Linked DNA regions of Mus musculus: region 2 is linked to region 1. The links are chromatin contacts, found by Hi-C or POLR2A ChIA-PET in ENCODE. All regions are on one chromosome and are shown on one strand. Each heading gives the region's core, a stretch centred on a gene start or an enhancer-like site at or near the end of the contact. The rest is flanking DNA. Distances are from core to core; before and after follow the strand shown. Region 1 holds the start of Snupn (snurportin 1). Region 2 overlaps Ppcdc (phosphopantothenoylcysteine decarboxylase).

Region 1 (6,715 bases), core at 2,573-5,072:
AAAGAAAAGGAAAGTGTCCCCACCAGGCTGGCCTGTAAGCAAGCTTGTGGTACATTTTCCCCAATTAATTAATGTATTTATTCATTTTACATCCTGATCACAACACCCTCCCAGCCTCCCAGTCCTCCCTCTCCTTCACCCCTGAGAATGGAAAGTCTCCCTAGGTACCGGGTTAATTTACTCTATTGGTCTTATGGAGTCCCCATCCCCTCTGGGTTCTTCAATCCTTCTCCCCAACTCTTCCACAAGACTTCTCGAGCTCTGTCTAATGTTTGGTTGTGGTACTTTTCTTGACCCAGTCCACTATGGGCAGTGCCCTCGGGCAGGTAGGTGATCCTTCGTGCTACAAGAAATGAGGCTGAGTAAGCCTTGAAAAGCAAGCCAATAAGGAAAATTCCTCCATAGCCTCTGCATCAGTTTCTGCCTCCAAGTTACTGCCCTCACTCCCTCAGTGACAGACTGTTAGCTGGAATTGTAAACCCTTTTCTCTTTAAGTTGATTTTGGTTATAGTGTTTTATTACAGAAATAAAAAGCTAACTAAGGGTGGGTGTGGTGGCACACGCTTTTAATCCCAGCACTTGGGAGGCAGACATAGGCGGATTTCTGAGTTCGAGGTCAGCTTGGTCTACAAAGTGAGTTCCAGGACAGCCAGGGCTATACAGAGAAACCCTGTTTTGAAGAAAAACAAAACAAAACAAAAACAAAAAGCTAACGAAGACACTGCTTCTGGATGTATACCCAAAGGAGGCTATGTCTTCCCAGCCTTCTTTCTGCTTTCCTGTTATGTGTGGGGTTTTTTGGTGGTGGTGGCTTTTTTTATTTTTAATTTTTTTATTTTTATTTTTTGGTCCTCTCCCTCTTTAAAAAGACTTACTTTTATTTTCCATTTTCTATGTATGAGTGTTTTGCCTGTGTGTATATACATGCAACATGAACAAGCCTGATGCAATCAGAGGCCAGAAGAGGGCATCAGGTCCCTGGAACTGGAGTTACAGACATGTGCAGATCCATGTTTATTGCTGCATTATTCACAATACCAAAGAAATGGGACCAGCTTAGAAATGGAACAGAAGAGGTGATAAAAATATGGCACACAACAGCCAGGTTAGCACACCTTTAATCCCAGCACTTGGGAGGCAGATCTTTGTGAGTTCCAGGCCACGCAGGGCTGACTAACATGAGACCCTGGATCTATAAAGCATTGTTTTAAGTGAGGTAATGATAATAATTGATAGCAGGGTGTGGTGGTGCACACCTTTAAGCCCAGCACTTGGGAGGCAGAGGCAGGTGGAGTTCTGAGTTCGAGGCTAGCCTGGTCTACAGAGTGAGTTCCAGGACAGCCAGGGCTACACAGAGAAGCCCTGTCTTGAAAAACCAAAAAAAAAAGTAAATGAAAAAAATATCTAATAAAAAAATGTGGGGGTAAAAAAGATGTTTAAAAAAAAAAAAAACAGGGGTTTGGGGGAGAACATATGTGACAGGAGAGCAGAAAGAAGGCTGGGAGAAAGGTACAACAGGGAGAACACGTGACTAAAAAGGTGGTAGCCAGGTACAGAAGCACAGTCACATAACCACAGCACCCAGAAGGATCACTGCAAACTGAAGGCCAGGCTGGTTTATATAATGAGCTCCAAGACAGTCAGGAATACACTAGAGAGACCGTGTTCTCAAACAACAAAAATGTGGTGATTCACACCTATAATATCATGACCTCACTTCACAGGGTGAGGAATGAGGATGACAAGTTAAAGGCCTGGATGGGCTACAGAGTAAGCGCACAACCAGCCTGCTAACCTGGCAAGACCTTAATTATCTCAGAAAGAAAAAGAAAACAGGTTGGAACCAGGCTCACCAATACCTAAAATCCCAGCACTGGGGGGGATCATGGAGGATGGCAGGAAGGGCGGACCAGCAATTCAAAGTCAGTCTCAGATTCTTAGGGAATTCTAGATATGTGTGGGTCTATTGAGACCCTGTCTCAAAAAAAAAAAAAAAAAAAAAAAAACAGGCTGGAGAAATGGCTCAGGAGCTAGGAGCACTTGTCACTCTTACGGAGGAATTAGATTCAATCCCCAGCACCAACACAGTGGCTCACAACAAATCTGATACTCTCTTCTGGCCTCTGTGAGCACTAGACAAGCACATGGCACACATACATATAGTGAGGCACGTAATAAACTAAATCGTTTTTTAAAGGGGGTAGCTGGAATTATAACTCAATAGAGGAGTGTTTCCATTGCATGTGTGATGTCCCTAGGTCCAATTCCCAGTTCTGCAATCTGGTCCGTCAATGTAGCTAAGCAGCTGGCTTTGTAGCCCAGTGACAGTGCTTGGTTTTGATTGATTTGGGGATGGAGTGAGGTTAGTGAGCATCTTAACCATTCAAATATACAGTTCTGCAGTGGGAAGTACCTTTACACTGTTATCAACTGTTTCCATCTTGCAAGAATGCACAGGACAGGATAGGACAGGGTGGAAGGGTACTGGAGAGATGGTTCAGCCATTAGGTTAAAAGTACTGGTTGCGGGGCTGGAGAGATGGCTTGGCGGTTCAGAGCACTGACTGCTCTGCCAGAGGTCCTGAGTTCAATTCCCAGCAACCACATGGTGGCTCACAACCATCTGTAATGAGATCTGATGCACTCTTCTAGTGTGTGTCTGAAGACAGTTGCAGTGTACTCATATAAATAAAAATAAATAAATCTTAAAAACACACACAGCACTAGTTAAAAAAAAAAAAAAAAAAGAGAGTACTGGTTGCTCTTCCAGAGGACCTGGGTTTCATGTGGTAATTCATGACCACCTGTAAACCAATTCCAGGGAACTAACTGGAACTCTCTTCTGACTTTCTTCCCAGCATGGCACCCATGTGGTGTGCAGACATGTAGGCAAAACACACATACACATATGCATATAGGAAAATAAACAAATAAAAGAACAAAGGATGGTGCCATACCTCCACTTGGTAAAGTACTTGCCAAAGTGCGCACCATATTTGCACCAAGCCTTGGGTCTGAAACCCAGGAGAAAAAGAAGAAAGCTGCATTCCTATATCCTAAGACATTAAAAATACTTTTTTTTTTTTCTGTTTTGTTTTGTTTTGGGGACAGGTTTTCTGTCCTGGAACTCTCCTTGTAGTCCAGGCTGGCCTCGAACTCATAGAGACCTGCCTGCCTTCTGAGTGCTGAGATTAAAGGTATGCAACCACCACACCCGGCTAAGAATACTTTCTAAGAAAATTTGTTAAAAGTGACTATTATCAGTGTGGATTTAAGGTGTGCATCAGAGTGTTTGTAAAATAACCGGGAGTATTCAGTAGATAATTACTGAGCTTCCCCGTCAAGGTATCCTGAAGTATGCCATAGAAATGATCCCTAACAGGACCTTACGTGTCATACACCTGCAATGGCAGCAAGGCAGGAGGCCGAGGAAAAGAAGCGAACTAATTCCTAAGTGTCAGGCTCACCCAAGCCTCTTCTCCAGCCCAATAGATGCTCCCACCACACGTCCGTGAACTCTGCCGCCCTCCCCGCTACTGTCTCTCTAGCAATGGAGTCGTTTGTCTTTCGGTTACAGAATTCTCCCTGCCACACATAAATGTTCCTCATGAGTTTGAGCCAGACTGCCTGGAATACAACGACAAAAATATGGCCAAGTCCAAGTCCCCAAGACTGGCCAGCCTCCCCAGGTAACGGCTGCGAAGCCAGCCCTGGGTCATCAGAAGAAGTTTGAGCTTGCGGCTGAGAGAACGCCAAACTAGACAGGGCCAGACTTACCGCACGTCCGTACCACTCGCGCACGCCGCCAGTGCCTGTGCCGACTGACCAATTAGGTGCCTTAGCGGAGCTAGACACGCCCCGCTCAAGCTTGCACTCGAACTTCCGGCTCCGCCTACCGTGGTGCATCGCGGGAGTTGAGTCGGGCAGGACATTACTTCCGCCCTGAACTGAGCGACTCTTCTCCCTAGGGAGGGGCTTCCAGATTTGGTTTAGGCTTTTTCGGGATTCTAGCGAGATTGTCCGCGATACGGAGCCTTCAGTACTGATCGCAAACTTGCCCCGGATCCTTTCACTGACAAAACCGTGACTTCGTGGCCGCCACCTCTCCGGGTGTGCCCAAACTCGAGAGTTGCACTGACAGCCCTTTTGTCTTGCTTGTGCGATTTTCTGAATGGCTTTCAGGTTTCGAACTAATAAACGTTTCTTCCCTTCCTTTTTCCTTTCCCTTTCTTTCTTTCTTTCTTTCTTTCTTTCTTTCTTTCTTTCTTTCTTTCTTTCTCTTTCTTTCTTTCTTTCTCTCTCTCTTTCTCTCTCTCCTTTCTCTCTCTTCTCTCTTTCTTTCTTTTTCTTTCTTTCTTTCTTTCTTTCTTTCTCTCTCTTTCTCTTTCTCTCTCTCTTTCTCTCTCTTTCTCTCTCTCTTCCTCTCTCTCTCTCTCTCTCTCTCTCTCTCTCTCTCTCTCTCTCTTTCTTTGTATAGCCCTGGCTGTCCTGGAACTCACTTTGTAGACCAGGCTGGCCTCGAACTCTGAAATCCGCCTGCTTCTGCCTCCCGAGTGCTGGGATTAAAGGCGTGCAGGCGTGCGCCACCACTGCTATCCCTATTCTCCTTTCTAACATGACGCGGAAAGGGACCTGGCTCGATTCCTGATAGGTAACGTTCAGCATTTGAGTGCAGCACTTAGTCCGGTTTGAAAGTAGTTACATGAGTGACCGAGATTTAGGAGACCCTAAGCAAACCCATACATCGTGTCTGCAGGGTAAGACTTCTAGCATGTAAAATGAAAACAGGACTTGCTACTTAATGCTTATAATGTGAGCCAGATGCGTTGCTTCTAACACCTCAATGAACTGGGGTGTGGCTAGGGATGTTGCTCAGCAATCAATGTGTTTGTATAGCCTGCGCTAAACTTGCAGTGGCACCACCCTGTAATCGAACAACAGGGGGTGAAAGCAGGACTGGCTGGTAGTGCTAGCACATGCCTTTAATGCCAGCTTTCAAGAGGCAGAGAAAGGCAGATCTCTAAGTTAAAGGACAGCCTGGTCTGCAGAGTTCCTGGAAAGTCAGGAGCCCTGTGGGTGGTGGTGGGGGAGTAATTTGGCCAGGGTTGTCAGGAACCATAATGGGACAAGCTAATAACTAGCAGTTGATCATCCTGAAGTGGCCTGCTTCGGATTATTATTATTTTTTCTTTTCTTTTTTTTTTTTTTTTTTTTTGGTTTTTCGAGACAGGGTTTCTCTGTATAGCCCTGGCTGTCCTGGAACTCACTTTGTAGACCAGGCTGGCCTCGAACTCAGAAATCCGCCTGCCTCTGCCTCCCAAGTGCTGGAATTAAAGGCGTGCGCCACCACCACCCGGCTCGGATTATTATATAATTTGTGACAGGTGAGCCCTTATTAAGCGAGGCTGTAAGGGACTCATTTTAGGAGAGATTCCTGCTATTAATATGCTTCTCCTGTTATTATTAAATATATATAACAATCACTAAGTAGTAGCACACCCCTTTGGAGTAGATCTCTGTAAATCAACGAAGTTGTACTATCTTCTAGTGATGCTATATAGACAAATAGATGACTTAAGTCTTAATAATGATCCTATAAGAATTCCTAAAATTATATCCATGACTATTAAGCTCTTTTATAATAGGACTGCTATTAGGTCCTTTTCTGATAGTCAAAACTGCAATGAGAACTCTGCCAGTCTCCCTAGTGTCACCAGTTAATTGCTCTTAGATGGTAACCAGACTTTCTCCTACATTCCAAGAGGTTGTAAAACAATTACCCAAAGATTATAAAAGGGGAACTAACGATTTATTACAGGTGCTAGGACAGAAGATAAGATATTGACTGGGTTTATCTATACAAAACTTGACTTATAACTTAGTTGTGGGTTTTTTTTTTTTTTTTTTTTTTTGAGACAGGGTTTCTCTGTATAGCCCTGGCTGTCCTGGAGCTCACTTTGTAGACCAGGCTGGCCTCGAACTCAGAAATCCGCCTGCCTTTGCCTCTCCAGTGCTGGGATCAAAGGCGTGCGCCACCACGCCCGGCTTTTAGTTGTGGTTTTAAACCTTCGGTGAACCTGTGGAGCTGAGACAAGTGATGGATGTTTAGCTAGATAACTACTCCTAATGGATATGCATGGAAACAATCTGTTGTAAACTTCTATTTCAATTTATATTTGATTTTCTATGTGAACTTTTGATGTACTTTTTAACATATGATCATGTAATCTTAAAGATGTTTAAGGTCTGAGGACAAAGAGTCAGATTTGAGGGACTGAGGTGAGAGGAACGGAGGTGAGAACTGAGCTGAGAGAGGAACTGGGCTGAGGAGAGGTTTTTTTTTTTTTAAGATTTATTTATTTATTATATGTAAGTACACTGTAGCTGTCTTCAGACACACCAGAAGAGGGAGTCAGATCTCATTACGGATGGTTGTGAGCCACCATGTGGTTGCTGAGATTTGAACTCCTGACCTTCGGAAGAGCAGTCGGGTGCTCTTACTCATTGAGCCATCTCACCAGCCCCCGAGGAGAAGTTTTTAGACAACACTTTTTATATTAGAAGGAGAATGCAGAGTGGAATAACTTGGAAATTATAGGTAACATAAAATACTAAGAGAGCAATGTGCAGAATGCAGAGGGAAAGAGGAAAAAAGAAGATGTCACAGAGAGCAGAAGGAGCAGGCAGGCTTCTCCTTACCATGGGACAGAACAGGT
Region 2 (6,939 bases), core at 2,518-5,017, 470 kb before region 1:
CTAGGGACCCCTGAACAATGTGCAGAGACAAGTCTTGGTTACTAGTAGAGAGCAGGGATGGAGGCCATGGGATTGTCTCACACTATGACTGTGAAGTATATCTACATAGGTTTCTTTGTTCTCTGCCATAGCCTGGACCAGACTAGGGCCCTAAAGTAGAGGCATCACTGAGAATTCTGTTTCCATTGCCCTCTCCCTCCCCCATCTTTCCAGAGACCCAGATTCCAGATTCAGCAGAGAAAAGGAAACCAGCCTCGTGAACTGGTTTCAGGAAGGAATCTCTATAAATGCTAGACACAATGCAGACAGCTTATGCAATCATGTCTGGCCAGGCTTCAGTCACATCGCACAAAGAAGTACCAGTTAAAAATACTTGATACAAAACCTAATCTTCAGAGGGATCTCGGTAGGGGACCAAGCACAGAGCTGACTCTCGGGAGTTATGCAGTGTGGGGGAGATTTAATGCACAGCTCTATTCCACCAGGACCCACAGGATTTCAGAGAAAGCATGGGGGGGGGGGGGTTCTGCCTTCAGGACGTTTTCTGCCCTGCCAGAACGCCTTAGCATTTATTGCCTGATGTGAATGAATGAATGAATAGTATATAGTGTGGTGTGGTGTGTGTGTGTGTGTGTGTGTGTGTACATGCACAAGTGTGCACGTGTGTGTGCATGTGTGCATGTGCTGATCCAGGACCCCCCCAACCCTTGGCACTCAGGACCTTTTTGCTAAGTGAATGAAGGTGAAAGAACAAACCCGACAGGGCTGATGAGTCAGATCAAATGGCATCTCTTTAAAACCAGAGAAACTAGCCTGGGCTTGCCTGTTAGCACTGGGGGTGGGGAAGGGCATAGGGAAGCCCTGCCTATCAGATATACGCCACATTACTCCTTAGGTGAATACATTCCCCCCAGGAGGTTCCCTAGCAGCGAGGCTGTATACCTTGGGAGGGTAGCCAGAGTGTGGACTGGCTAAGAAGTAGTGCAAAAATCTTGAAGGAAAGATCTCAAGTAGAGTTGTTGCTTAGGGTAGGAGCCCTAAAGGATGATCCAGGTCATCTGTGGATCCAGGCTGACCAGGAGATCCTCTGGAGGTGGCATGTTTGTGGAAAGGCAACGTGAAGGCACTGGGGTATTGAAGGATGTTTGGAGAGGAAAGCAAGTGAGGCGCCAGAGGAAGCCAGGACCCCCTAAGCAAGAACAGTACCAATTTGGGATGATTCCGAGCTAGCCCTAGGTAGAGTCTTTCCTTACAGCTGGCAGAGGCTTTTGAGATTAGAGTGGAGTCCTTTGATCTTCAGAGAGTAGCTTTCCAAGGAGGCTTACAGCGGAGAAAGTATAGACCCAGTGTTCACAGATGACTGGGAAGTTCTTAGAAACGGAGGGCGAAAATCCCTTACTGCAGTGTGTTAAGTCTGGGCTGCATGAAACCTTGTCTTAACAACCACAAAGCAGGTGGCGTGTGCCTTTATTCTCCACACTCATGAGACAGAGGCAGGTGAATCTCTGTGATTTCCAGGTCAGCCAGGACTGCATAGTCAGAATGCCTTATTAAAAAAAGAAAAGAGAAGAAAAGAAACGTGAGTTCTGTAGGGCTCACTGGGATCAGGCATGGTAGGACCAATTTTGTTGTTGGTGGTGGTTTTTTTTTTTTTTTTTTTTTTTTTTTTTTTTTTTTTTTGAGACAGGGTTTCTCTGTGCAGCCCTGGCTGTCCTGGAACTCACTCTGTAGACCAGGCTGGCCTTGAACTCAGAAATCCGCCTGCCTCTGCCTCCCAAGTGCTGGGATTAAAGGCGTGCACCACCACGCCCAGCTGGTAGGACCAATTTTATTCATATGTGTGCATATGACTTCAGAAGCTAGAGAAGAGCATCAGATCCCATAGAGCTGGAGTTACAGACCAGTTGTGAACTGCCGTGTGGATGCTTGGAAGCTGAACCTGGGTGCTCTGGCACAGCAGCAAGCCATCTCTTCAGCCCTTAAGCCATAACTTAGACTTGAGACTGTAATTTTGGCTTTAGGTGTTAGGTAAGCACTCGATCTCTTAGCTGAATCTCCTAGCCCTAGAGGAGATCTTTAATGGATATCTTCCTAGACCCCTGGAGATGTTTGTCAGGCTGTTTGTAACCAGTGAAAGATCCTATTAGAAAAAGGCTGTTCCTGTTGGGATGCAGCTCAGTTGGTAGAGTACATGCTCAAAGCCCTTTGTCGATCCCCACAACCAGGTAAAATGTGAGAGATGATAGAACTCTATAATACCAGCACTCAGGAAGATTAGAAGTTCAGGGTCATCCTTGGATTTATAGGATGTTCAAGGCCAGCTCGGAATACCTGAGACCCTGTGTCACACGCAAACGAGAAGGGTACAATCCCGATTCTCTTTTATCCCTCTTTCTTTCCTCCTAACACGTGGCCTTGTGGGAGGTCTCTTGTCCTCAACTGACTCAGCATCTTTGGGGGCTTTGGGGCATACTGATGGTGGTTACAGGTGGAGAGGAAGCCAGGCAGAATAGCAGAATTAAGATTCTAGGAGCTGCCATAGACCAGGCAGACAGCTGGCTCTGTTAAGTGGGCATTTATGAGAAAACTGAGGGATGACATGCCTGATTGCACGGACGAGGACTTCGCGGAGCTCTTGCTGATTGCCAACCCCATATGTACTGGTGGGAGTCGTGGTCGGTGCTCTGTGCCGGTGTGCATCTTCTGAGACAGGGTCTCTGTACCTCAGGCTCCTCCTTTCCCTCTCCTTCCTCTTCTACCCTTCTCCCTTCATCCCCCAACCCTCTTTTTTTTTTTTTTTTTTTTTTTTTCTGTTTTTGAGACAGGGTCTTGCTGTGTGCCATGAGCTAGTCCCAAATTCATGCCCTCCTGCCTCAACTTTCAGTGCCGAGACTCTAGGTATTGTCACCACACCTGGCTTAATTTAACAGGTTTGATTTTTTCTTTTTGTGTTTTGTTTTGTTTTGTTTTGTTTTGCCACATTTTCCTGTTTTTCCCTTGTGGAATTTATTAGTCAGATTCCCCTCCCCTCATTGGTCTTCTGGTATTTTTTTCATAGTTTTATATTTTTGTTCAAGTATATACCAACTTTGCATTGAGTTAACTCTATTAGTTTGTTTTGTTTTGTAAAATGTTTAAGATTGCTTTTTGGCTCTTGTCTCAAGAGTCTCGCTGTATAGACTTGGCTGGTCAGGACCTCACTAAGTACATCAGCCTGGCCTTGATCTCTCAGAGATCCTATGGCCTCTGCTACCGAAGTACTGGGATTAAGGACGTGAGCCACCATGCCCAGTGCACTGCATTTTTTTTTTTTTTAATTTTTTGTTGATTCCCAGAGAATTTGACATCACGCACCCCAAATGTCTCCCAGTCCCTTCCTGTCTTCCTCCCACCCATACAGACCCCCACACCCTGCAGAGAAAACAAAACAAAATAGAATAAAAAGAAAATCTTGTGGAAGCTGTGCTGTGTCACAGTGTGTCACACATCTCCACTTGCAAATGTTCCCTGCAATGAGTCATGAGTCTGCCTTGGGGCCTCTGGCCTCTGCCACACCATCTCTACCAGATCCTCACAGGAACTTCTCCCGGATATCCTGACATTGCCTGGTGTCATAGAGATCCTGTAGCTTTGGGTCTGCAGGCCCAGCCCTTTCACAGGCTCCAGCAGATCCTAGATGAACCCTGGGTCTGGGACTGGGAGGCAGCTGGTCTGGTCAGCTCGCCAGCTCTCCTGTGCTCAAACCACCAGGGCCAGCCAGCTCTCCAGTATTGCCCTTGCTAGCTCAGCCCGTGCCTCAGCCAGTAACGGGCAGGGTCAGCTCTCCTGCTCTCAAGTCCTGGGTGGTGGCTTACCTGTGCCTTTGCCCAGGGGAGGTGCAGGACCCACTCTCCCGAGTGCTGCAGCCAGTGAGCGGCAGGGCCAGCCCTTCCAGACTCACCTGCACCCACCCCTCCACATAGGGTCTGCTCTACTTTGCTGTCCAGATGAGGTACATTGAATTTCATATTTCTTTATAATTTTAATTTCCAGGAGTTCTTTTTGGTCTCTAAATAGATCTTTAAAAAAATAGCACTATGGAGCTCTAGAGGTGGCTCACCAGTGAAGGTCCTGGCTACTCTTACAAAAGACACGGGTTCAATTCCCAGGACATGGATAGCTCATAACTGTCTGTAATTTCAGCCCTGGGGTGGGGTCTGCTTTTCTAGCCTTTGAAGGCACTGCATGCTCATGGTGCTTGGATATACATGCAGGCAAAATACCCATACACATGAAAAGAAATACAGCACTAGGTCAGCGTCTGCTGGGTGCATCCCTCAGCTCTGAGCTCTCGCCTTGCATCGTCTTGAGTTTCTGCATTTAGTTGTTTGATTTTGTTTTCTAATGGAGAGGGTTCTCTTCAAATGTCTGATATTCTTTAGCTGCGCCTATTTAGTCGTGAAAAGCTGGGTGCCCAGACTCAGTTGGGAATGAAAGATTCGGTTGGGAGCCTTCAGTATTTAGTACCTCACAATTTCTTCCCTGAAAACCCCCTAGTAGTCCAAGGGTGGTTGGGTTTTCCAGAAGGCTCCCGGGTCTCCTGCCTGTAGACACAGTGTTGCGAGCTTGGTTGGGAATGCCCGTGCCTGGGATTCCTGTAGATGACCTCTAGCCCAGGGCTGCTTGGCTGCTGGTTGACAGCTCAGAGGGCTGCTGGGCTGGGCTGCTCCTCTGCTCCCTGGGCTGCCTCCCTCCTTTCCTCTGGCGGGCTTGTTCTCATTGATGTTCTGGGTCTTGATCATTCGGTCTTCTAATCTCATCTGCTCATGTTTCCTCCCACTTTAATTTCCCAGAAGTGTGTTGATGGGTCATCACTGCTGTCATTCCCTCCTCTGTCCTTCAGAGTTTCATTTACTTTACTTGGCCGAAATGTATTATGTATTATTATTCTATTTATAGTATTGGATATCAAACAAAGGGTTCATGCGAGCTAGGCAAACACTACCACTGAGCAACACTGCCAGTTCTTTTCCTTCTTATTTTGAAACAGAGCTTTACCAAGTTCCCAAGGGGACTTCCTAGCCTCCTGCCTTAGCCTCCTGAAAAGCTGGGTTGTGGGCATGGGCCACTGTACCCAGCTTGAGTGAAGATGTGATTGTTTTTTACATGTTTATTTATTTATCTTGTATGTGTACATACACTGCATGTATGGAGAGATCAGAGGACCATTTGAGGGAGTCAGTTCTCTCTTTCCAGCATCGGATTCTAGGAATTGAACTCATGTCTAGGTTTAGTGTCAAGTGCCTGTACCCACTGAGCAGTCCTGTCAGCCCAGACAATGTGTAGTGATGTGCAGATTATTATGTATTTACATTGATCACATTTGGACCTAGTTCTGCCATCTATATTTTTTCCATGTTGGGAATTGAACCCAGGGCCTCTACGATGAGCCTATTTCCTAACTTCTTCTTTTTCCAGCCCCCCTTTTTTCCTTGGACAGTCTCACATATCCCCAGATGACTTTGAACTAGACTTCACTATTTTGCCAAATGTACCTTGAATTTCTGATCTTGCGTCTACACCTCCCTAAGTGGAGGGATCACAGGTGTGTGACACCCTGCCTGGTTTTACGCAGTGTGGGGATCAGACTTAGGGCTGTGTGCAAGAGAGACAAGCACTCTACCAACTGAGCTATATCCCCAGTCCCCTCTGGTTTTGAGACAGTGTCACTATGTAGCCTGGGCTGGCTTTGAACTCATAGTCCTCCTGCCTCTGCCTTTTGAGTGCTGAGATTGCAGGTATGTGCCACCACATGTGGCTACCCCTGGCGTTGTACTTAGTTCTTTCTACCGACTCTGTCTTCTCTCTGCTGCTTTCCCTTTTCATTCCTTTGTTATATAGACTGACTTTCCTTCTACTTGGAAAGTTACCTGTGATGGAGTTCATGTGTCATTCTCACAGTGTAACGTATTAAGCCCATACTTGAGCTTTTCATTGTCTTGACCCTTACATGGTCTCCCCTTTCGTCCATTCTCTCTGCCATTGCTCAGAACTGGCAAGGTTGTTCCTGGGTGCCGTAAGAGAGGCCACCTCAGTGAAGGTCTAGTTTAAAGCAGTGGTTCTCACTCTTCCTAACACTGTACTCCTGAATACAGCTCCTTATGTTGTGGTGACCTCAACCATAAAGTTATTTCCTCTGCTACTTCGTAACTGTCATTTTGCTACTGTTATGGATTGTAATGTAAATATCTGATATACAGATGGTCTTAGGTGACCCCTGTGATAGGGATGTTCTATCCTCAAAGGGGTTGAGACCCACAGGATGCATACCACTGGTTTAAAGGCTATCTAAAAACATCCCTGAGGTTTTGGGTATGATTAGGGATGGTAAGTAGGAGACGTGAGGCACAAGGGACAGGTGAAGAATTCTGAAAACTTTAGACCTGCGGCTACTCCTTAGCCTTCATCTTTGAGATGTCTGCTTTTTGCCCCAGCTTGGCTCTAAAGAGTTGTGCAGAGGGCTGATGAGATGGCTCAGCAGGTAAGAGTACCCGACTGCTCTTCCGAAGGTCCTGAGTTCAAATCCCAGCAACCACATGGTGGCTCACAACCATCCCTAACGATATCTGACTCCCTCTTCTGGTGTGTCTGAAGACAGCTACAGTGTACTTACATATAATAAATAAATAAATCTTTAAAAAAAAAAAAAAAAGAGCTGTGCAGAGCATGGTCCCCCCACCCCACCCCACCCCACTCTGTGTAGGGGAGAAACAGCCAAGGGAAGGGCTGGTGACCTGGCTATGTGCAGAGAGGCTCCCTCGACCTGAATCACCAAGTTCTTATCAGGCAGCCAAGTGGATGCAGCAGAATTGGAGCTGTCAGGGTTTCTCCAGCGGCCAGGATACTGAATTTCCTTTCTGAGATCTTCCAATTTATACATTCATTAAAACTTCTTACAGC

Evidence for each region. A loop is a pair of places that touch in the nucleus more often than their neighbours do. ChIA-PET counts read pairs that join two places held with the same protein, here RNA polymerase II (POLR2A).
Region 2: a loop to region 1 is called in a map of v-Abl transformed pro-B cells, with 2.8 times the contacts of the local background. The contact joins the enhancer-like site here to the promoter of Snupn in region 1. A Hi-C loop is called at or near these places in 1 of 37 maps with a recorded cell type or tissue (v-Abl transformed pro-B cells). POLR2A ChIA-PET finds 5 or more read pairs at or near these places in 1 of 5 experiments (embryonic stem cell).

The regions. Positions count from the first base shown.
Region 1 is chr9:56,948,015-56,954,729 of GRCm38, reverse strand. Snupn (snurportin 1) reads right to left here and starts at 3,822. Exons shown (of 9, transcript NM_178374.4): 1 at 3,777-3,822.
Region 2 is chr9:57,421,984-57,428,922 of GRCm38, reverse strand. All of the region lies in intron 3 of Ppcdc (phosphopantothenoylcysteine decarboxylase), which reads left to right. Among named protein-coding and RNA genes, the nearest start is that of Ppcdc, 15 kb to the left of the region's middle. Within about 2 kb of position 3,767, at least 1 of the 3 ENCODE cell types and tissues checked has a DNase peak (open chromatin) inside an H3K27ac peak, as active enhancers do.